2 separate regions of the Homo sapiens genome follow, and region 1 is linked to region 2. The links are chromatin loops, found by intact Hi-C in ENCODE. Cell type or tissue: ascending aorta. All regions are shown on one strand. Links, peaks and the distances in the headings refer to the core of each region. The heading gives the core; the rest is flanking DNA. Region 1 has its middle 320 kb from the start of GBE1. Region 2 overlaps GBE1 (1,4-alpha-glucan branching enzyme 1).

Region 1 (12,526 bases), core at 1,492-9,491, 48 kb after region 2:
GAAGCACAGTAAAATTCATTCATTATTATAGATTTTAATTGAAAAAAAGTTTTCCTTTTTATAAAATTTATTTCAATGTAGGAAAAAGTAACTTATTGAACTATCTTCAGCTAAGGAGGGAAGCCGAATAGATGACAATGCCTCAAGGTGAAGCTCATTGGTTTTAAAAGTAATACCTAATACCTTTACGAGTACAGCCTATGCACATTCATATAGAAGTTCAATTATTGCCATCCTGTTCTATTTTCCACCAATCAGGTTAGAAGCTACTTAGTGGATCATTTTTCTTTACTCTGTCTCAGTAACAGGCAATATGTTTTAGTAATCTTCTTTCCTTCATGAATAGATTGTATTAATACATTTTATGTATCTTCTCAATTTGTCCTTTAATTTCAACCCACACCCATTGAAAAGATGATTGAGGATATGGCTCTATCTAGAATTCTGGCATCCCATCTCTGCCTTCTGGAGTAAGAGTCATTGTGTATCAGCTTCATTCTCTTTAAAATGGAGTTATGATGGATAGGAAATAGAATCATGTATTTAAAGCATCTAATACTTGGGAAACATTCATTCCTTCATTCATTTATTCTTCTACATTTAGTACTTAGTTGAGGATGATGTATTCTACATATTCAAATTTTTAAATTTCTTCCCCAAAGAGCGTACTAGAAAAGTATTTGTCTTGTTTTTGCAGTAAGTTCAACTCATAAAATAGGAAACCAGGGTAATTCATTTGTTTTTTTTTCTTAAAAATGCATGTTTTTCTCATGCTTTCCCTTGCATATACTTCAAAGCAACTTTATGCTATTCCATTATTGAGGGTGGGTTATGGAAGGGAAGTAAATTCCTCAGGAATGTATAGGAAAAGGAATAAAATCCTGAGGAACAAACCAGTTTAGTTAACTTATTACATAACATCCCTGGCATAATCCTTGTGTTCAGAGCTCTGAACTAGAAGCTTTTGGCTTATTTGCTTAAATTAAAGGAACTTTAAACTGCATCTACAGCGAGATATGGCAAAGGCTATTCTATTAATAACATCCTCTCAGCCTTATCATGGGTATCTCTATCATACCAAAGTCACCTGGTTATTACAGCTTACCAGTGGGATATTCCGTACAATCTGTGACATTATGTACTGTCTTCAAAATGTGTGCTTGTGGCTGGATTTCACCATTAATTCTTAAAATTTAATTTCTACATGGACTCATGTTTTCAAAGCTATCACATAAGTAGTTTAAACTACAGCATTCCCTAGCAACCCGCCTACACAACTGACTTATTAGATGTGTTCTATGAAATTGTATGGGAGGAGATTTCTTGAGAAGCCTTTTTTTTTTCCTCTATTTTGTTTTTAGTCACTGAGAACTGATATCTTTTCCCACTGATAAATGGCCTAATAATTAATGATTATCGGTGTGAATTTTGGACTAAGATATTTACAGATACTGTGGAAGTTTTATTCATCCATGCTTAAACAGACTATTTTAATAAGGGACACCCCCGTGTTTTACTAAGAAGTTTGTTTTTTTTGAATCTGGTTCTAATATTCTTCTAACTTATTGCTTAATCATTTGCATTTTTGAAATTAAGAATTCTTTTATGTGTCCTGATTATCAGGATTCTTTGTCAAAGAAAAGTGTGATAATATATTGACCAAAGTGGAATTCTATAGTTGTCATATTTATATTAAGTACTATTCATACGTTTTCATTAATCACCATGACAACCTTGCAAATGTATCTATTTTGTGGAACAAAAATGTGAATCAGAGAGTAGAACTTGCTCAACTCACACTACCAATCACAAGCAACATTGCAATTCTAACTCAGTAATCCTAATTTCAAAGCCCAGTCTTGACCTTTATCTTGTACCCCAATGCTGTGTATATATTGTACATACACAGTTTCTGGCACAGACTTAGTCTCAAAAATTATTTGTTGAAAGATTAATGAATAGTAAGTATTTGATAAATCAATATAGGTATACATCTATTACATTATTTCATTGTATGTTATATTTTTATATTTTCATAAAAACAAAGGCAAATTGCCAGACCTCATACATGCTCATCTTACTGGGGGAAGAGTTCTTCAGAGAAGATTCACAAAGTAATAGAAGCAGCAGATGTGGGCTTTGGTGTGGTCCATTGCACTTTGGCTAGGACAGATATCTGACTTGGGAGAGAGATCTCAGCTCTTAACGCTGTGTGATTTTTAAGTTGCATGATTAAGAAGCACTGATCCTCTCTCTGTCATGGTCAGGAGTCTGACCCTTATGGCTACAGCTATTCGGTCTATTAACTAATGGCATGACCTACCACTTCTGCTGCCTTAGTTTAGTTTAGCTTTTTTTTTTTTTTTTTTTTTGCGACGGAGTCTCGCTCTGTCCCCCATGCTGGAGTGCAGTGGTGCGATCTCGGCTTACTGCAAGCTCCGCCTCCCGGGTTCACGCCATTCTCCTGCCTCAGCCTCCCAAGTAGCTGGGACTACAGGTGCCTGCCACCACGCCCAGCTAATTTTTTGTATTTTTAGTAGAGCGGGGTCTCACTGTGTTAGCCAGGATGGTCTTGATCTCCTGACCTCGTGATCCGCCCGCCTTGGTCTCCCAAAGTGTTGGGATTACAAGAGTGAGCCACCGCGCCCGGCCTAGTTTAGTTTTAAGATGCATGATTAAGAAGCACTGATCCTCTCCCTGTCATGGTCAGGAGTCTGACCCTTATGGCTACAGCTATTTGGTGTATTAACTAATGGCGTGACCTACCACTTCTACCGCCTTAGTTTAGGGAGCACTAGGTCCTCTCCTAACTTAATCATGGACTAGAGTCCATCTGCGGTGCCACCCCCAATGAGATCCCATAGATAGGCAATCTATCTTGATGTGGCAGATAGGCGATCTATTCACCACTCCAGCATTCTGCCAACATTATTTGCCTTAAGGACTTGTATATTGTAAGTTTCATGAAAACTTGCAGAGAATGTTTGAATAAGTGTATGTACATTATTGTGTAATTATTTTATTTTACATGTGTTCATAAAAGTTGCTGTTGCTAACATATCTCCTGGATAGAATATGTTTAATGCTTCTTTTAGTTCATTTTACTTTTTTGTTTTCTTCTCTTTGGGGGAAAATATGTAAGATTTCAAAGAAAAAAGATGATTCATAAAGTAGAATAGCAATGATAATGATTATAATGATAAGACTGAATAAGTTTTGGAATTATCTTTACTTAATACTTCTTTTGCCAAGCAAGGCCTGATTTGCTAAGGATAATGGATAGAACAGTCACCTACCTGGTAGGATATAAGAGAATCAAGGAAACTTCTTTGTTCCTCAAACGTTCCCTTTTCTATTGACTACGTTTTGCAAAATCCTAAAGTAAAAGATTGCTCTGTTTAATTAAAGGCTTAAAATGACAGTTCTCCTGGGAGACCTTACAGTGAGCAACTGTCAATCCCTTTTGTGCAGAAGAATTTCTGAAAAGTTAATAAGAAAAGGAATTTAGAGGGGGCCACTGGCAAGGAAAGCCTCTATAAAGTTACTGCATAATAGAATAAGATGGTGAGGGCAGCCATTCAATGGAAAAATGTCATTGATGTCATTAAGGACACTTTGCCTCTTCAAAGATTTTTCTATTCGGAATGCTGCCCTAACCTATGACTTATTGAGTGGCAGTCGCTTATTCTATTTTTAACATTTACTCTACATATGTTCAACATCTGGATAATTATCAGAAAAATCAATCTGACATCCAATATATCTGGACATTTGGAAATAAATGGCTAACAGCTACTGTTTTTTTTAAACCTTTTTGCAGACTGGAAAAAAATCATAATGTCAAATGATATTCCAAGATCACCCTGAGCAATTTAAATTAATCTATTTCAGAAAAGAGTAAACATTGAAATGATAAAATGAATAGCTTTTTCTCTCAACTGAATATCATAGATGAAATTATGGAGCCACCTCACTCAGCTAAATTAGATATGATTTTAGTACTACTGTGTACCCCAGGGGAATATGAAGGCAGCATATGAATTGATTTATATTCTATTGTTTTCATTCAATGGAGTCAAGAAGTAAGTAAGCACTGTGATAAACATGTATATATTGTGCTGCACAACATTTAGCCTTTTCTTACTTGGTCTTAGGCTGCCTTCTCTCTCTCTCTTTTTTTTTTTTTAGTACAAGTGTGTTTATCATTTGCTTGGATGTAACAAAACTCATTCACAATTATCTAGTCAGTGCCCGGAGCAATCTTGGTGGATCCCATAAAATCCAAGGACAAGAAGGGCAGCCAGGCCCTGTGAGGGACTGAAATTGAGAGCACCCAAACAAGGCAATCAAGGCAACCCAGAAACCAACACAATCAAATTATCGCGATCTCTCCCTGCCTCTCTTGGTTCCACATGACTTTTAATCCTACTTTCCTCAGCACTTGACTCTTCTGCAGTTGAGCTTTCACTGCTTGCCTAACAACAAAGCTGATAGGTAACCATGGTTGTTCCAGTCCTATTTTACAAGTTATTTAGAGTCCAGCACTTGGAATCTGTTGGAATTTAAAATTCTTGAGAGAGTGAATCTGACTGGTCTAATCTAGGTCAGGGTTTCATGCATTTGTAATCTCATCCCCTCAACATGACGAGTCAATTTTTGAATTATCAAGGGATTTTCCAAGTTGCCTCATGTTCAGACCTGTCCAAATATTCTGAAGTAAAAAAATATTTGAATTGCTATGTGATTCATTGTGGTTATATTTAGTTGGGAGAAAAAGTTATTCATTATATCATTTCAATGTTTACTCTTTTCTGAAATATTTTCTTCCAAGCCAACAGTAACAATTCTGATAATGTTAGGACCATTGGTATCTGTCCATATTTACAGGTATATATTGCGATTTCCTCAAAATAAACAACCACTGCCTGGCTTTTAAAAGTTATGTTTAAGTGACTTATTTTAGTGCCCAGCATATGAAATCATGAGTAAAACCTCAAAATTAAATCTCAAATATGTTTTGTGGCACCAATTTGCTCCATTCTAATATTTCTACCAGATTCAGTCACGCCTCTTCAGTGTAAGAAAGGAATATTTAAAAAACAAACAAATTCCTATTTATAAGTTAAGATCGAGTCCAGTTATTACTGTGAAGCACATTCACTGTGCACTGGTTACCAAGCGGTCAGAGTCTGGTGAGACAGAACAGTCACATACAAGTTACTTGAAGTGGGTTTATTACTTAGAGATAGGCAGCAAAGATGACAGAAAACTAAGATTCAAAAGCCACTCCCCAAGGTTCAAGAAAGCTGTCTAGTGCAGATGGAGTCTGATCTGCACGTGCCCCACTTGCACCGCAGCCAAGGGACCCAGGAAAGCAGCCCACCCTGGGTTTTATGTCCTGGGCCGCAGGGCTCATTGAGCTATAAAGCCTGAAGGACATCCTGTTTCTAGTAGGGGAGACTGGAACGGAACCAGGGCTTGCCAATCCCTGTCTGTCTCATGATATTACATTCACAACACATTCTACAGATACTCCTGAGAACTATAAGTGAGAAAGGAGGGAGAACTGGGGCAGTCCAAGGCCACCTGGGGAACTGTCTTTTATCCCTCACAATTTCCCCTATGCAGCCCCCTTGCACAACTAAAAAGACCCTCCCCGCTGCTCTATAACATAAGAAACATGCCACAGCTGGCATTGTTTTTTGTAAATGTTTAATTTTCTTTCATGAATTAGGCAACCAGGTTTGATAGGGCAAAAATTTGCCCGGTTAAGTCTGTATTCTCAGAGCCTACTTAGCTCAGTGATGAGTATATGGTAGGCACACAGTAAAAGTCAACAATCAGTTAAAAATAGCTAAGCATAGCACGACAATTATAGTATTATGGTATTACAATTCTCCGTGGCTAAATGAAGGTTATCCTGTTCTTAGTTACAGATTTATCCAGAAATGACGGTTTATCTCAGACTTAGCCTTTGCTATACATGTTTCTTTTCACATACTTTGGAGGACTCCAAGGAAAGTGTAGTATTTATATAAAACAGTACGAAGAACACTCGTTTTATAAATGAGAACTGTGGCTGGGTAGGGTGGCTGACGTCTGTCATCCCTGCACTTTGAGAGGCTGAGGCGGGTGGATCGCTTGAGCTCAGGAGTTCGATACCAGCCTAGGCAACATGGTGAGACCCCCGTCACTACTAAAAAACAAAACAAAACAAAACAAAACAAAACAAAACAAAACAAAACACAAAAAAAGGCCAGGCATGGTGGTGCATGCCTGTGATCCCAGCTACTTGGGAGGCTGAGGTAGGAGGATCACATGAGCCCAGGAGGGCAGAGGTTGCCGTGAGCCAAGATTGTGCCACTGCACTCCAGCCTGGGTGACAAAGCCGGACACTGTCTCAAATAAATAAATAACTGTGTGAAACTTTGTGCAACAAGTGTGATATCGACATGTGGCATATAGATCAGTCTATTATCATCTTTAGAGTAAGGGGAAGAGTTAATTACTTGGTTTTAAATATATTAGCACAAAAATCACATAGTTTTTGACCCAAGCGCCTTATGAAAACCTGTGTTATATTTTTAGAAATCACCTTATACATTTCTTAAATTATAGTGACAGGACAAAATATTTTAATGGAGAGGGAGTATATAAAGAAAACAGGGCTGGGCGCAGTGGCTCACGCCTGTAGTCCCAGCACTTTGGGAGGCTGAGGTTGGAGGATCATGAGGTCAGGAGATCGAGACCATCCCAGCTAACATGGTGAAACCCAGTCTCTACTAAAAAATACAAAAAATTAGCCGGGCGTGGTGGCGGGTGCCTGTAGTCCCAGCTACTCGGGAGGCTGAGGCAGGAGAATGGCGTGAACCCAGGAGGTGGAGCTTGCAGTGAGCCGAGATCTCACCACTGTGCTCCAGCCTGGGCGACAGAGTGAGACTCCGTCAAAAAAAAAAAAAAGAAAGAAAAGAAAAGAAAACTGAAGTATAACAGTGTCACATTTTAAGTTACAAACTTGGTAATTAAATATATTGCAGCCTATTATAGTTTAACAACAATTTCTTTCTGCCTTTCTCAATATCTCTGTGCTAAATACCTGGACTTGAGACTTTGTCTCTGCTATACCTGAGACTGGCTAATTTATAAAGAAAAGAAATTTATTTGGGTCATGGTTCTGCAAGCTGTACAGGAAGCATGGTGCCAGCATCTGCTCCTGGTGAAGGCCTCAGGAAGCTTACAATCATGGTGCAAGGTGAAGGCGAGCCAGCCAGTCACATGACGAGAAGCAGCAAGAGAGAAAGGGAGGAGGTGCCAAGCTCTTTTAAACAACCATCTCTCCTGGGGTCTAACATAGAAAGAACTCACTCAGTACCACGTCGATGGTGCCAAGCCATTCATGAGAGATTCACCCTCATGATCCAACACCTCCCACTAGGCCCCACCTGCAACATTTGGAAATCACATCTCAACATGAAATTTAGAGGGAACACATATCCAAATCATATCACTCTCCATTCTCTTTTACTTCTGTCTCTGGGTGATGTTTGGGCACCATGAGAACATACATAATGTTATGTTGTCCTTATCTATTGGCTTCTGGGTACCTCCAGTTGAGATGTCATCAATCTTGCCTACTTTCAGGCCTTGGCTTCTGTCCTTGTTACGTCTTCTGTGTAGTGTATAAATGTCCTTTGTCTGTGCAAGAAAATCTCCTTCTGTTACCCAGGACACACACTTCCGTTATTGCCAGGATTCATGACACTGGGATATCAAAGTGTCTGACTTTGAGCTAGCTACCAAACACCCAATGAGTGTCATGTAAAAACTTTTGAATTTCTTTCACGTTTTCCCTGGCTGTGGAGCATGAGAGGTCACCATGTCAGGATCTGTTCTCTGCCAAATCACATCATGTCATCATTAATACTTTGTGGCAGCTACCTTATGTTGTCAAGCTGCTTCTCCAAGGGTTTTTGAAATTGTATAAACTTTAACATGAAAATAAGGAATAAACTCTCCTCCATTTATAAAGGTATTTCTAACAACCTCTCCTCGAATTTTGATTTCAAGGATGAAACACTACTTGCTACCTTTCAATTCCTCTTTCTCCAGGTCCTTTTCTCCTCCAGGACTGGAAGGCCCTTTGCATATGGAAGTATGCTGGTTGACCTTATGCCATGAACTGTTGTGTTCCCCCTAAAATTCATATGTTAAAGCCTTAACCCCCAGTTTAATGGTATTTGGAAATGGGGCTTTGAGAAGATGAATACGTTTATTTACAGTCACGAAAGTGGGGTGCTCAGGAGGAACTCAGTGCCCTTATAAGGAGAGACACCAGGAAGTTTTCTCTCTCTCACTCTCTCTTTGCCATGGGAGGACACAGTGAGAAGGAGGCCACCTGCAAGCGAGGATGAGGGCTCTCACAACCAGACCATGTTGGCACACTGATCTGACTCCAGACTCCAGAACTGTGAAAAAGAAAAATATCTGTTGTTTAAACCACCTCCTTTATGGTATTTTGTTATGGCAGTCTCAGCTGAGTAAGAAACATTATATTCTCTTTTCCTGCTATATGGCTTAATCTTAATTGACCAATGCAATTTACCAAGAAGGCAAAATATATTGGCGCTATTGAAAAAGCATCGTTGATGTTATGGACAAAAGAACACAAAGAAGACCGCAAATTCAGAGGTCAAATAATGAGAAATCAAGCACATTATTTTTCAAACTATTGCTTACACCCCACTATTGGACTGAGAAAACAGTTAAGCAGATCATAACCAGTCCTTTTCTTAATTATTTAGAATATAATAAAACAGAGTAGAAAATATTAGAGGTTGCTTGTGGCATTTTTTATTATTTAGTTGTGGATGAGAATGTTTGCTCCACATGGGTATACCAGTTAATAATATAAAATACTTTTCTTCCTGAGACATGAGCTATTAGAGTTACAACTGGCACACTCAAAGAGATGAAGATATATGTAAATCCCCTCATTCTAAATATCTGTTGCCCTCAATAAAGAAACTCTGGCAACAATGCCTTCTGAAAGATGATAACCTTGGAAATCAGTGTGGGATTCTGTGCTCCTAGTTTGTCCCCCTCTCCAGCATACACACTTTGGGTTTATTTGTGTTGAGTTTCAAAATTAATGGTGACACCTCCATAAGCACCTTTTTTTTTTTTTTTTGTTCTTTGATACTTTACAGATTTCCTTCAACTTTACCCGCACTCATTCTGATCTTGTTCTAACTCTTTTACTATCCATCAGACAAGTCCATTTAGCTTCTCTGAGTAAACATTTTCTTTATTTGGAAAATAAGGGAGTTGGCCTTGCTTTTATTTAAAGTCCATTCCAGCCCCCCAAATGCTCTAATTCTTTGCCTTTGCTTTTATATGAAAGGATTGTATCTAAGACAGTGTTTCTCAGCTGGGGATTTTATGACCAGCCACTCAGGATCTAATTTATTATCAGGGAAAATAAAACTTTAAAGTGTCTTTCCATAAAATCGTTTGTTTGTTGTCTTAGTCTGGGTAACCCAGGGACATTTTTCTGAATGAGTGGCTTATGCAAAGGCTCAGAAACTTCCAGTTGTTTAGCATAATGGGAGCATATTGTGTTGAATGTGGAGATATAAGATAAGATAAGAGATAGAAGAAGGAGTGGATCATGAGCAGGATTGTAATCTAAATTGAGATTTTTTTTTTTGAGATGGAGTTTCACTCTTGTTGCCCAGGCTAGAGTGCAATGGTACGGTCTCGGCTCACTACAACCTCCGCCTCCCAGGTTCAAGTGATTCTCCTGCCTCAGCCTCCCAAATAGCTGGTATTACAGGCATGCGCCACCATGCCTGGCTAATTTTGTATTTTTAGTAGAGACTAAATAATTTTGTATTTTTAGGGGTTTCACTGTGTTAGCCAGGATGGTCTCGATCTCTTGACCTCAAGTGATCCACCTGCCTCAGCCTCCCAAAGTGCTGGGATTACAGGCGTGAGCCACCACACCAGGCGTTAAATTGAGAATTTTGAACTTTATCCAGAGATCTATTTGTGTGGGTCATGGGCACATTTGTAGTAGAAGAGGATAAAAGGAATGCATTAAAAGGAAGAAAGAAAATCAGATTATTGTTTTAGAGACATTGCCAAAGTACAGAATAGATTAGTGGTAACAAATACCTGGATCTAGTTAGGAAGGCTTGAATGTTATCTAAGTGATGAATGTTATTTGTCTGCACTAGGGTTTAAATGGACAGTTAGAAAGAAGAGATGTAGAAACATTGGAGAGAGATTTTCTAGGTAGAATCAACAGAAATTGATATTGGGTGAGGTTTGGAGAATAAGGGGAAAGAAGAGGTGGGTAATGACTTTGGCATCTGGTTTGTGTAACTAGGTAACTAGAGATGAACTGGCCATCTTCTGACAGTATGTCAAGAAATGGTGGAATAGGAAGTAGGAAGAAAATTGAAAAGGTATTAGTGTGAAGAGCAGGAGAGAAATCTACCTGGACAGGGACTCTGGTATCACCCATGTGGGGCTCATTTTGATCAGCACATTATGAATTTGTACTCATTTCTGTAGCAGCATTCCACAGCCAGTAGAAGCTGAGAAGTTTATCAGCCTAGGATTGGGAAGAATACAAAATATAGACACAAGTTTGGATGGCTTTCTACAAATGCTGATCAGCCATTAAAATATTAGATAAATGTTTTAATCAGATTGATTTGGGTCTCGTTGCACCCACAGGATCAAAACCTAGAAGGGGGAGAATGGAAATAGGATTGGACAGAGAGAATTGTTGAAATGCCAAACAATGATAACAAATGGCTCAGCCAGTCTCAGTGGGAGATCTGGAGCTGAGATAGTCCTTTCGCTTTATCCCTTTGAGGCAAGGAGGCCTGGCTTATGTACCCACAGTGGATCTGAGCTGCGCCAGATGGGAAGTGTCACCTTGGATGAGCAGCTCTCTTCAGCTTAAGACCCTGGTTTCCAAAGTGAGCTTCCCAGAATAGTAGCATTGGCATCACCTTGGTGCTTGTTAGAAAGGCAGAATATTGGGCTCCACCCCAGATTTACTAAATCAGAAGTCTGGGGGTACAGCCATCTGAGCTTTAAGCTCACCCAATACACCTCAAATTTTGGAGCCTTGGCTTCAAGAAATTTTGAGGCAGACTCAGTTGAAAGTTGCCAGCAGTAATTCAGCAACTGGGAAATGAGACTCTCATTCCTGCAGGAGAAAAATGAGGGTCACACCATTGCCTCATCAATAGGTAAAGTCAGAAAGTCTAGGCAAGAGGCAATGCCTTCTATTTTGAGTTAGAAATATTGAGAGCAGTTTTAGTTGGAAGGACATAGAGGAAAAACTAAAGTATTTGAATATTTATTACGAAAATGTACTATGAAGCTTCTTTTACATTTATTGCATTTTCTTTATATCAACTATTCACCTTATATATAAAATTAAGTATTTTTAATATCAACAATTCCTGTGAAGCCAACTAGGATTACAACAAATACTTACAGATAAGGAGTTTTATGTCGTGATTAAGCAATAGAATATTTTATTAGTTCAAATAGTTAACTGTAACTCACGATATGTTTTTCCCCCTTTATTATGTACAAGCTGGTAATCATTTAAAAAGGAGCTCTTGAAAGTGAGTTAAGTTCCATTATATAGAAATATTAATCTGAAGCAAATATATCTTTCCTTGGCTATTTAGCATAAAAGTTAAATTTTTGTTATAATAAAATACCTAATAATTCATTAAAACACTCATAAGATTGTATAAAACCTTATTTTAAACCCACATTCAATCAATTCTTTTCCAAGGCCATTGGTTATATATACATTTTATTGCTGAGCTTCTGTATCTTAAATTCCTGTAACACCAACCTTGACTAGAGAAATATTCATTGCCAATGAACAATTTATTAAATGCACAGAACAATTTGGTAGTTCAGTTCATCGAAATCTAGATGCTGTAAGGTGGACATTTTTAAATTTTCTCACCGCTCAAGGCTGGTAGAAAATTGCAATTCATCTTGAAAGGGGATAAAATATTTACTTTTGCAAAAGCCAGTGAGGTTTCTACACCACTTGAAATAGAATAAATGCTTCCTGGAAAATAGAAACATATAAAAATACAACAGATTTAAAGACCCCTGGAGAAGGAGATTCAGATATTTGGTTTAGTTGCTACCAAAGGATAACTAGTAGCTCTTTAGAAAAAAAGTAAGATGTAAATCTCTCAATAAAGCCAATATAAAACAAGTTAAAATATGGAGAAAACACCACACGGGCAGAGAACATTACAATGCAGAAATATATGTTCCAATTTGCGTGTGTTATTTGCTTTCTAGTTTCTAAATGACCCAATATCGCAAGTGGGTTGCAAGCTCAGCACCCTGGAGCTGGGTAAGCCATTTGTTCCTTGTTGGTAATGTGTTCATGCTCTTTCTGGCTCCTTATTATTCACCATATTACTGTTATGGAGAAGGGCAATGACAGAAGACAGCAAACTGGACAGGGAGT
Region 2 (12,238 bases), core at 1-8,000:
GAATTTTTTAAATTGCCCTTTAAAGTATTAAATATTTTTTCATTTTAAACTTTTCTTTTTTTAAATGTTTGACACTGTGTTTTCAAAAACTGTGTAATTAAATTTTGCAAGTCAATTATTAGTCCTAGAGGAAAATACAGTCCTAGAGGAAAATAACATTTTGCCTGAATGACATAAAATAGAGCATTGTGTGAGCAGTTATTGTCTTAGCCACACTCATGGTTAGTGAGTCAATTAAGTCATTAAAGTTGTCAAAATAACTGAGTAGATTAGCATGCATTTGACTCTCTTCATAAATGAATTGGATTGTACTGTGCTATTCTGACTCTTTGTGAAGAGCAGACTATTAATATAGCTAGAAAAAAATGAAACTCATGGCTGTATACTACGTTGTCTCATGTTCTTAAGGCGATTCTAGGTATAAAATGTTTAGGGCTTACAGGCTAATAAATGAGCATATGAGATATGTTTATCAGCATGCATATTATCATGAATGATAAGTGGCTTCTATATACAGGTACATCAATATACTTTTTATATTTAAATATACTTAAATGATTGTGTTTAAATCTACTTAAATGTGTTCATGTTTCTTTTCTCTTGCCACATTAATCAAAACTATTTTATAAATTAAAATGATAAAATGAGAATTACAGAGCCAATACTTAGGCTAAATTTTAGGAACCCCAAATTGTTCATGTCTGTAATTGTCTCATCATAAGGGTTAGCTCTGATTATCTTACGTTCTTTAGTATAATCAGTAGTAGTTTTCTAACCACTAAGAAAATTGATTTACATACTCAGAAGAAAACTCAAAATTCCATAAATAGCCATAGTTAAGAAAAATCACTGGCTTAGGGAAATTCTTCCATGTTGCCTATACCACAAAGGCTCTGGAGCAATATAAACACATTCTGGTAATTAACACTGCAGTGAAATATATGTATATTATTACAAAGTATTTCTGTTAATGATACTGTACAATTGTGAACCAAAGGGTTTTTTTTTTAGCATATTGCATTAAGAGGTCTCTAAGTATGATGGAACTGTCATTATAAACCTCCTTACATAAAAAGACCAGCATCAGTTAGTGAGTGTTCTTGGAGCATTTTTTAACCATTAAGTGCCACAATGGGAATATATTGCAGTGCATATGTTACAAACCTGGAACTTTGTTATGGCATCCTTTAAAAAAAAAAACCCTCTCGGATGGGTGTGGTGGCTCACACCTGTAATCCCAGCCTGCCGAGGCAGGCAGAACAGCTGAGGTCGGGAGTTCGAGACCAGCCTTACCAACATGGAGAAACCCCGTGTCTACTAAAAACACACAAAAAATTAGCCGGGTGTGGTGGCGCATCCCTGTAATCCCAGCTACTCAGGAGGCTGAGGCAGGAGAATCACTTGAACCTGGGAGGCAGAGGCTGCGGTGAGCCAAGATTGTGCCATTGAACTCCAGCCTGGGTAACAAGAGCGAAACTCCTTCTAAAAAGAAAAAAAAAAAAAAATTTAGACAAGCTAAATTTAGACAAGCTAAAATGCCAAAACATCAAAGAGTAAGACTGGTTCTAAATTATCATTATGTAATTATTATTATATTTCATTAATGAAATAATGAGGTTATGAATGAAACAGTAGATATCACAATTGCATAGGATCCAAATCTGAGATATGTCACTATAACACGCACTAACAGAGACCTGTCATTATTTATCCTAGGCCTGTCTAATGTGTTTCATTGCAACTTTCCCAGGAACCTTGGACTTATCAGGGTCTTTTTACCTGCATTGTAGGACAATACTCTATAAGAGAAATGTTTTCAATGTAGAGGGAACTGAAATTCTCTTGTCCAGTTTCTGGTTCTACTGAAATGTTTAGATTGGTTTTCACTTTTAGATTGCTCATGGCAGAACAATTCAGAACCATTCAAATTGTAACCTTCTGTCCCACTGATTAGTTAAATCCAGTTACTGTGATCCCCAAAATGAAATATGTAGACTATGACTAGCTGCGGTGGTTCACGCCTGTAATCTCAGCAATATGGGAGGCCAAGGCAGGCAGATCACGAGGTCAAGAGATTGAGACCATCCTGGCCAACATGCAGAAACCTCATCTCTACTAAAAATACAAAATTTAGCTGAGTGTGGTGTTGCATGCCTGTAATACCAGCTACTCAGGAGGCTGAGACAGGAGAATGGCTTGAACCTGGGAGGCGGAGATTGCAGTGAGCTGAGATCACACCACTGCACTCCAGCCTGGTGACATAGCAAGACTCCATGTAAAAAAAAAAAGAAAGAAAGAAAAGGAAGGAAGGAAGGAAGGAAGGAAAGGAAGAAAGGGAGAAAGGGAGAAAGGGAGAATGGGAGAAGGGGAAGGAAGAAAGAAAAAGAAAGAAAGGAAGGAAGGAAGAGAAAAGGAAAGAAAGAAAGAAAGATGTAGACTAGACATCCTAATAAGTACATGGGAAACTCCTTTAGAAGGGTAGGTCACTTTCTCAATTTGTACATGTTTTGCTAAGATGTAGGGAGGGAATGGGTTGAATCAGGCTGTTTTTTTTTTCTCCTTCTTTGCTTTGGTTTGTGTTCATTTTGTCTGTAGCTTGATTATGGAAATGTGCCCTCCTTTGGACTGGGTCTGTCTGGATCTTTGGTAATAGTCCTGCTTTATTCGTGGATAACTCCAGCTTCCTTTTATTGAATCAGTCTCGTAACATCTTACGTATGACAAAGAGAAAACATTGCATGGAAAGGATTGCATTAGCAGTGAAATTCTGATGTGGTATGATAGTTATGAGATATTAAATACAATGTGTAAACTCTAGGGAAACAGTTTGTAGCACTGAAATACATGGTTTTCTCACACTTAGTGACTACATGGATGTAATATTTATCTTTTTGGAAATACTGTATTGCAAAACAGAACATGAGACATTGAGTTACACAGCGACTGCTGGCATTTGTTAATCTTTTGCAGATGACTTTCATTTCCTAAATCACTATTACTTTGAATTGAAGATTAGAAAAACTATTCTCTAGCCATTAAATCCAGAATATAAGTGCCACCATTTTAAAACTGCTTTAACTTTTGATGTTAAAAACTAACCAGCTGTATCAATATGTCTGATTTTTTTAAGAGTAGTATGGGTTCTTTATTGTGGAACCTTAAGAGAAAACATTTGTAGAGTTGAGATGCATTGGACATACAAGTCTCATTCAGTGAAAATCAACTGTTCTATTTGTTTGAGTTTTTTCCTAAAGTCATGTTTGCTTTGCACCTTCATTCTGGTTCTAACCTCTGAAAGCTTTTTTTTTTTAAACCATCAGGCAAGCTTTCATTTAGAGATAAAGTGACTGAAAATAGTAAAATATCAGCAAAGTCAGAAGTGAAGACAGATTGTCACAATGACAACCATCTACAATATTATTTTTACTGTTTGCTTTGTTAATACTTAGATAAGTTGTTTGAACTAGCATATAAATAAGCATTAAGCAGTTCAAATCACTTCTCAATTTTATAAAAAAATTCAGATATATTAGAGAATATCTTGTTAAATATGCACCTATTGATCCACTATTATTCCTTTGTTCATTGTTCATTTTTTTAATTCAGTCATCAACATCTACCTTGTTCAGTGGCACCAACTGAGGGTTAGAAATAAAACGTATGACTTTTGCCTTTGTAAAGCTCATAGTCTAATGAGGGAAACAGATGGTAAACCTGAAAAATCATTCACAAATTGTGTTAAGTGTTCAGAAAGAAACGAAAAAGCTGCCATGATTGGAAAAGAAGAACTTATCATATCTAGGGTTGTCAAGGAAAGCCTCTCCACATAGCTGGGATTTTTCCAAGAGATAAGGAACCAGCAAGGCAAAGAGTGTTTACAGCAGAAGGCACATCATAGGCAAAGATCCAACAAAAGGGGAGTGTTTGTTGTGTCCAAGGAACTGAAAGGCTCCTGCGGCTGGAGTGTAGTGGGTGAGGATGCAAGCAAGGAGCTGAGCTGGGATACCAGATGTAGGCAGGGAGGAGCGAGTCAGGGCTTTGCATGCCATGGAGAGAATCTGAATCCTAGTTTAAGTGCAGTGGCAAGCTTATTCATTGGTTTAAATTGAGAGTTAGGATTCCTTGTATTACATTTCAGTTTTTGTTCTTGAAAGGAAAAAAAAAAACAAGATTAAAAATAAAAGTGTCTTGATGGAAAACCAGTGCCTTGTATATTGCTTTTCTTCATCTAAATGAAGTAGTAACATTGCAAACTGTGGGGCAGCCTTCCTTCACCACCTAATACAGCCTCAACATGGCAGTAACAGGGCCATTCACGTCATTCTTGTGTAAGGAGCATTGGTTTTCATTAAGTCGTATGGCGCCCTCTAGTGGTGGTTGCTTTATGGTAGTCATGTTGCTGCCAGAACTGTTGGAACTGTGAAATTGAGCCTTCTAAGAGCTTGTAAAATTGTAAAGGTAACTGTAACTTTAGGCAGATGTGAGACTGCGTCATGCCTATGTTTCTTTGACATAATGACAGGCCGTTTGGTACTTTCTTCAATTGCACTGACATAATTGTTTTGACGTAGGTGTACATTCCAAGCAGAGTGGCCCTCATCCTTCAGAATGTGGATCTGCCGAATTGAAGAGGCCTGATTTCAGCTCCACCAGATGCAGATTTGTGTTTTGTTTTCTTGTTATCACTGTCACACAGCTTATAACATGTATGCTTTTCAGAATACAGTTGTCTAGCCAAGCCATCAAGTGTCTGAAATTCAATATTGGTTTATGCAAATACAGCAAACTTTTATTTAAGTAGATGGGAGAATATGTTTAAAATATTAGGAATCCTAGACCATATTTTCAAGTCATCTTAGCAGCTAGGATTCTCAAATGGAAGTGTTATATATAATATGTTAAAAACATTTTGCTTTCCTGGCTAATTATTTGATCCTTTTAAATTCAAATTTGAATCATTTGTCATGTATGATTATTTCTGTTAAATGTACACAGTATTTAAGATGGATATTTGGTGGCTCTATTTGTTCTGATATCTTTTGGTCTAAATTATGAGGTACCAAGATTGTTTCTTTGTTTCTTTTTTTCAAATTGTGTTTAGAAATACTGTAATAAATATGCAGTAGTGATATAAAGAATTATATCCAAGGTAATATAAAAGCCATTACGTATGAACTCATCCGTGTCTCATTTTGTGTTTTATTTTGTGATCTCTTGTCCACTAAGTATCTTGTTAAATGCCAGTATCTCAGTCTTTCTGAAGCCCTGAAATGGTAATTGTAGCATTTCAGAAAATGTCTTTCATTTCAATCAATAAAAAGCTTTTGTAAAATTGCCTTTGCTAATGTTTATTTTGCTATACTATTATAGGGCTTGATTATAAATGAATATTATTGTATTCTTATACCTTCTAATACCTTCTTAACTCTAATACCTTCTCCACATACATTCACATCTACATGATGGACTAGGAAGCATGGAGATTAATATTTTTTTTAGGCACAATTTTGTAACTTGAAATCACACTAACCAATTTTGATATCTAAGCTACTCCTTCGTTGTAAACCTGAACACTTTTAGAAGCTAAACTAAGTATCTCCACTCAGTAGAATACTTCTTCATGAATTTGCCCCTTGGTTAATTAAATACCAGGTCACAGGTCTAAGATAATTGATTCATAACTGAGAGATTATAATGCACTTATGGGACATAAAGTATCTGTTACTTTTTTAAAAAGAACAAATTTTTCCCTAATATTAATACTGACTGCTTGTTTTTTGTTTTTAGCCTGATTATTTGCAGTTAATTAGAAATGAGTTCTTTCATTAAAAACTCAGTAGGAGAGATAAGCAATAGAAACATTTTTACAGCCAAGCCTGTACTGTATATTAAACATCATCCTTAAACTGTTTTAAAATAAAGCCATGAGCATCTAAGTGTGAAAGGTGTTATTTACTTTAACTTCTAAACAGAATAGTAGTTTGATTTCCTGAAAGAATCAGCAGTGCCAGCTGATAATGATACATGCTGGGGAAAATTACTGAAAGTCATCTGTAATGGTTTTCCCATTGCATGGACATTATTAATATCTTAGCACTCACATGGTCTGTGTACTGTGAGAGTTATTGATTAAAACACAACGCAGAATCATGAAGCATGATATTTCATGTTGTAGTTTATAGTTCCTTAATTTTGCATGTGTTCTATATGAAGAGATATACTGTTTATTAGGTATAGTTTTTAAATTATAATAAATTATTTAACACCTGGAACACATTTACTTTTCATTTTGACCTCTGGCAAAGTGAGGAAGAACGGACTAATTATATGCCATATTTTCATTATATTGATTGATTTTGCTAATAGGTTCTTTAGATTTCACAGTCTAAAGTTAGGATTTAACAATGTAATGTAAGTTAATTGCCCCTGTCAAGTGCCCTTCTCCCCCACCCAGAAGAGCAATAAATGCATGTTGCTAGGTAGGAATTACAAAAACCCATACAAACAAATAAAATATTAAGAGTCCAAAATGGAAAGCAGTTGGGTTATATCACAGAATAGAGGACCTTTATGGAACATTCTAATATTCTAATATTTTTTACTGTAGGACTTTTCATTTATGTATCAGTAACATTCTCATTGTTATGTCATCTTCTAGGAAGTTCTTTATTGGCTAAATGTTTTCAATAATCAAAACAGAGAGTATGGCCATTTTCACGATATTGATTCTTCCTACCCATGAGCATGGAATGTTCTTCCATTTCTTTGTATCCTCTTTTATTTCATTGAGCAGTGGCTTGTAGTTCTCCTTGAAGAGGTTCTCCTTGAAGAGGTCCTTCACATCCCTTGTAAGTTGGATTCCTAGGTATTTTATTCTCTTTGAAGCAATTGTGAATGGGAGTTCACAAGGTAATTTATAGATTCAATGCCATCCCCATCAAGCTACCAATGACTTTCTTCACAGAATTGGAAAAAACTACTTTAAAGTTCATATGGAACCAAAAAAGAGCCCGCATCGCCAAGTCAATCCTAAGCCAAAAGAACAAAGCTGGAGGCATCATGCTACCTGACTTCAAACTATACTACAAGGCTACAGTAACCAAAACAGCATGGTACTGGTACCAAAACAGAGATATAGATCAATGGAACAGAACAGAGCCCTCAGAAATAATGCTGCATATCTACAACTATCTGATCTTTGACAAACCTGAGAAAAACAAGCAATGGGGAAAGGATTCCCTATTTAATAAATGGTGCTGGGAAAACTGGCTAGCCATATGTAGAAAGCTGAAACTGGATCCCTTCCTTACACCTTATACAAAAATTAATTCAAGATGGATTAAAGACTTAAACGTTAGACCTAAAACCATAAAAGCCCTAGAAGAAAACCTAGGCATTACCATTCAGGACATAGGCATGGGCAAGGACTTCTTGTCTAAAACACCAAAAGCAATGGCAACAAAAGCCAAAATTGACAAATGGGATCTAATTTAACCAAAGAGCTTCTGCACAGCAAAAGAAACTGCCATCAGAGTGAACAGGCAACCTACAAAATGGGAGAAATTTTTGCAACCTACTCATCTGACAAAGGGCTAATATCCAGAATTTACAATGAACTCAAACAAATTTACAAGAAAAAAACAACCCCATCAAAAAGTGGGCAAAGAACATGAACAGACACTTCTCAAAAGAAGACATTTATGCAGCCAAAAAAACACATGAAAAAATGCTCACCATCACTGGCCATCAGAGAAATGCAAATCAAAACCACAATGAGATACCATCTCACACCAGTTAGAAGGGCAATCATTAAAAAGGAAACAACAGGTGCTGGAGAGGATGTGGAGAAATAGGAACACTTTTACACTGTTGGTGGGACTGTAACTAGTTCAACCATTGTGAAAGTCAGTGTGGTGATTCCTCAGGGATTTAGAACTAGAAATACCATTTGACCCAGCCATCCCATTACTGGGTATATACCCAAAGGACTATAAATCATGCTGCTATAAAGACATATGCACACGTATGTTTATTGCAGCACTATTCACAATAGCAAAGACTTGGAACCAACCCAAATGTCCAACAATGATAGACTGGATTAAGAAAATGTGGCACATATACACCATGGAATACTATGCAGCCATAAAAGATGAGTTCATGTCCTTTGTAGGGACATGGATGAAATTGGAAATCATCATTCTAAGTAAACTATTGCAAGGACAAAAAACCAAACACTGCATGTTCCACTCATAGGTGGGAATTCAACAGTGAGAACACATGGACACAGGAAGGGGAACATCACACTCTGGGGACTGTTGTGGGGTGGGGGGAGGGGGGAGGGATAGCATTAGGAGATATACCTAATGCTAAATGATGAGTTAATGGGTGCAGCACACCAGCATGGCACATGTATACATATGTAACTAACCTGCACATTGTGCACATGTACCCTAAAACTTAAAGTATAATAATAATAAAATAAAATAAAATAAAAAGAGTTGCAATAATCAAGAGAATTGCAAAATTTTACTCTTGTAATGTGCCTTACAATGTTTTTTCTCTGACGTGTTTATTACCAACATCAGAAATGAATGACCTGTCTTTGTTGACTTTTTAAAAATAAATATTTTGCTGTTTCAATTTTTTATGTTCTAGAAAACATGAGTACAGATTTCTTGCTATCATTTTCTAATATTAGCAAACGAGTTCTAGTAGTTGCCCTATTATGCATAATAGGATTTACACCTAATGCTAGTGATGCATAAGGTTTTCATTTAATAAATAGCCTACTCAGAAAATACCATAGCTCATAATAGCCAAAAACTGAATTGTAAACATTTCTCCTAGAATGTTTCCCACTTTATACCACTTGAACTCTGAGGGTCAACTTTTCTCATATTCTCTTTTCTATAAATGTAATGTTTCTCACTTTGCCCTGTTCTTAGCTGACGTGTGTATCTCTAACCTAAAATGAGGGAGTTAGCCACCATGTTCCTCAAGTTCAAAAACTAACCAGTGATAATAAATTGACTTTTCTTGTAACAGCTGTAAAAGAATGCAAGTTTTTTTTTCTTTCTCTGACTGAAGCACTCCCCTTAGCAATACCAATTCAACATTTGTCACCCATCAGGGTTATAGCCATTGCTATGGGGATCATACAGGAGGTTGTCTGAATAAGAAGCCTGTTCTTCAAATAATACAGAAGAGAGTGGAAGCGAGTGCAGACAGATCGTGGGGGAAGCGATGAAAGGCCATGTGTTTCCCTCTCGCATTCAGCTTTCAGTTTCTGGAAAAGTATCTTTTCTGTCTCTGGTCGTGAAGCCATTGAATCTGGTGATGAAAGCAATGTAAAATTGCTTCCTTATTGCTTTTCCTATGTAGAATGAGCTGGAACAGACAGACCTGATAGAGTCCAAAACAGTGAATCAGCTTTCTGGCTGGCCTTGTGCCTCTCAGACTATTTCTTTTTACTATTTTGAGTCATGCCCTAAACTTGAGGTCTTCAGAGTAGTGAGTTTCATTTCCCTCTCTATTCCTTACAAGGGGACAAGCACTGAGCTAGGTAGAATATTCTGATGAAAGAAAATAGCATAGCAATGTCATGTCCTTTAAGCAGTAGAGTTCATTTATCATTCACAATGTGTTAGAATAGAAATGTAGATAAATTTTCTAACTAAAGCCAGCCTTTAGGGGGGAAAAAAATCAAATGAACTCCCTGCTAATTTTTCTGCCCTATTATCTTATTAATGGTGATTTGTAGAGAATTTCAGAGAAACGTTCATACTTCAGGGCAGAATTTCTTAATTGGTAGTGTGAGGAATTATAATACAGTAGCTGTAAGTGTTTTTGTCTCCATAAAGTGTTACATCTGGATTTTAACTCTTGGCAAAAACTGTGCAGAGAAAGCAATGTTTATGTACATTAAAAAAATGTATTTTGTGTTAGATATGCTTATGCTAACAACATGTCTTTCAGAAGCTTACTTATGACTTACAGTTTTTCTTGTCATTTCTGCTGGACCAGAGAGAGGTGTTTGGCCCTTATATATGCTGTGTAAACTGTTTTACCCAGAAACCTGAACTGTATTTTAAAAGAATAGTATGATATAGTGGTCAGGAGAGGTGGGCTCAAGTTGCAGCTCTTCATGCTCAGTGCCTCATTGCTTATGTTTCCTCTTGGAACATACGGATGTCCCAGTGAATTCCTTTCCCCTACGGTCGATGTAATGCCCCCTTAGTGTTCAGCTACTCCAGGCTTTGCACTAATATAGCCCAACCTTGTGAATGACATTTAACAATATCTCTATGGTAACCAAGAGGGCAATGTAAACTGTATACAAACTGAAATAGCCTTAGATCCCATCATAGCAACCAAGTGTTGAGGTTCTCTATTTCGTTCCCTCTTCCCCTCCTACTCGCAACCTAGGTAGACTACAGGCAGAAGGAATAATTGACAGAGGAAGCAAGAATTGCAAAAGAGAGCTCATAGGTAGAAACAGTTTGGTTCATCTTTTTTTGTTATGAAAGTCTGTACTCTCAAGAACACACATTGTTATTAATAAATGTTTATACAACTAGATGTTAATTTCTTGAAGATGGGGGAGGGATATCAACCATTGGCCTGAAATTTCAACAGCTGTCTGGTAGTAACAGTAAGGAAATACAAAACAGAAAATCGACAAAAATGCTATCACACCAAATTACTTTGCCACACAAGAATATGAATTAAATGAAGTAAGTGTTCAAATTCTTTATGCATACTTGTCTAAGGTAATACAGGAAATAGAAAGCTGTAAATGTGTGAATAAACTCATCCAACATATACATATTATAACATATGAATGTGTGAAAAAACACATATATAATTTGTAAGTCAACTGAAAACACACAAAGTTCACTAATTCTAATATTTGGCTTGAACCAGTGAATCACTTGATCTCTGTATGTGATACTTGTTCTCAATTTTAGGTATTTTTCTGGTTACATACAAGCATCAAACCCAAACACATGATTTTATTTGGATTTAAAGAATGTTCTAGATCTGTGCAATGAAATGCAATACATATGTTTCAAATCTTTAGGAATTTCTCACCTCACACTATTTAGCTATGAGTCTTCTATTTTTCCTTTAGAAAGGAAGGAGGAGGAGATGAAATAACTTTATCCCTTCTTTATTTATGTCCAATAAGGATTCTTTTTTAACTGTTTGTAGTGTCACTTTCCATCGACTCCAGTAATATACATGAAAAATACTGTGTGCAATGAAATTGCACACACACCCCAAGCCACGCTGTCAATTATTGATTACAACTGATCATATGATATTACACACATACAAACACACAGTCACTCTCTATTCCCTCTTGTTCTTTCTTATGGTAAGTGGGCATCACTCAGTGGGACTTTTCTATGTAGAAAAAGCAGTACAATACCTAATTCTTTACTGAAACCCCTATTTTTTAAAAGACATACTATATTGGCTACCATGTATTAAGCCTTTTCTTTTTACTGTGTCCTGTGCTGAGCACATTTTTATTCTCAAACTGCAAAATTATTATTATTGCACCCCTTTTGTCTAGTCTGTGCTGATCTCACTGTTCTCAGCTGTCTTTTATGCTAGTTACACAAAGGATCACCAGAAATCTCTAAATCAGGGATCAAAAGTTGGCTCTCTCTGTTGTATTATTTTGCTTGCTTGCCTTTAATTGAATCTGAATGTCTATGTTGGAGGACAGGGTGGCACTTGAAGCCACTTGGGAGGATGGGATGCCCCACTTTGCTGTAAGATATGAGGCATGAGTTTGGAGGACTGCCCCAAAGAGTGAGAGCTCATGCCAGGGGTGATCCTCTATCTGCATTTATTTCGCCATTTTTGGCCCCTGCTCTCGCACTCTCCCTCATTTCCTTGTTGGGTATTTTGCCTCATGATGACTGTATACTGTCGTTTGACTCCTCAGCAAGTCATTATCATTTTCTTTATTGTCTCTGCCATAAGGAGAACTAGGAATTATTGTTTATATTTCTCCTTTATCCTCATCATTTCTTAAAAAGTTTTTGAGCATGATGCTTCTATCTTATCTTTATTTCTCAACTTAAAGTCCCCATTCCACTCATTTAAAAAGAAACAAAATTATAAGTCAGACACCAAAAGGCAAATAGTACTACATGTTCTCACTTATATGTGGGATCTAAAAAGGTTGAACTCATAGAAGCAGAGTAAAATGGTAGTTTCTGGGGAC

Evidence for each region. Peaks named below come from ENCODE experiments on the same cell type or tissue, not always from the same donor. Only the 100,000 strongest peaks of a DNase experiment are listed, where the experiment ranks them.
Region 1: it touches region 2 in a loop (2.2-fold over the local background); 2 of 110 quality-filtered maps call a loop at or near these places.

What each region holds. Positions count from the first base shown.
Region 1 is chr3:81,436,244-81,448,769 of GRCh38, reverse strand. No RefSeq gene overlaps it. Among named protein-coding and RNA genes, the nearest start is that of GBE1, 320 kb to the left of the region's middle. In ascending aorta, for the core only: no CTCF peak of the experiment used is centred there; no DNase peak of the experiment used is centred there; H3K27ac peaks cover 2,586 bases.
Region 2 is chr3:81,482,797-81,495,034 of GRCh38, reverse strand. It overlaps GBE1 (1,4-alpha-glucan branching enzyme 1), which reads left to right. Exons shown (of 16, transcript NM_000158.4): 16 at 4,572-5,332. The coding sequence ends at 4,628. Among named protein-coding and RNA genes, the nearest start is that of GBE1, 270 kb to the left of the region's middle. RefSeq lists a silencer at 4,242-4,291. In ascending aorta, for the core only: a CTCF peak has its summit at 4,383 (motif pointing left); a DNase peak (open chromatin) is centred at 4,344; H3K27ac peaks cover 3,159 bases.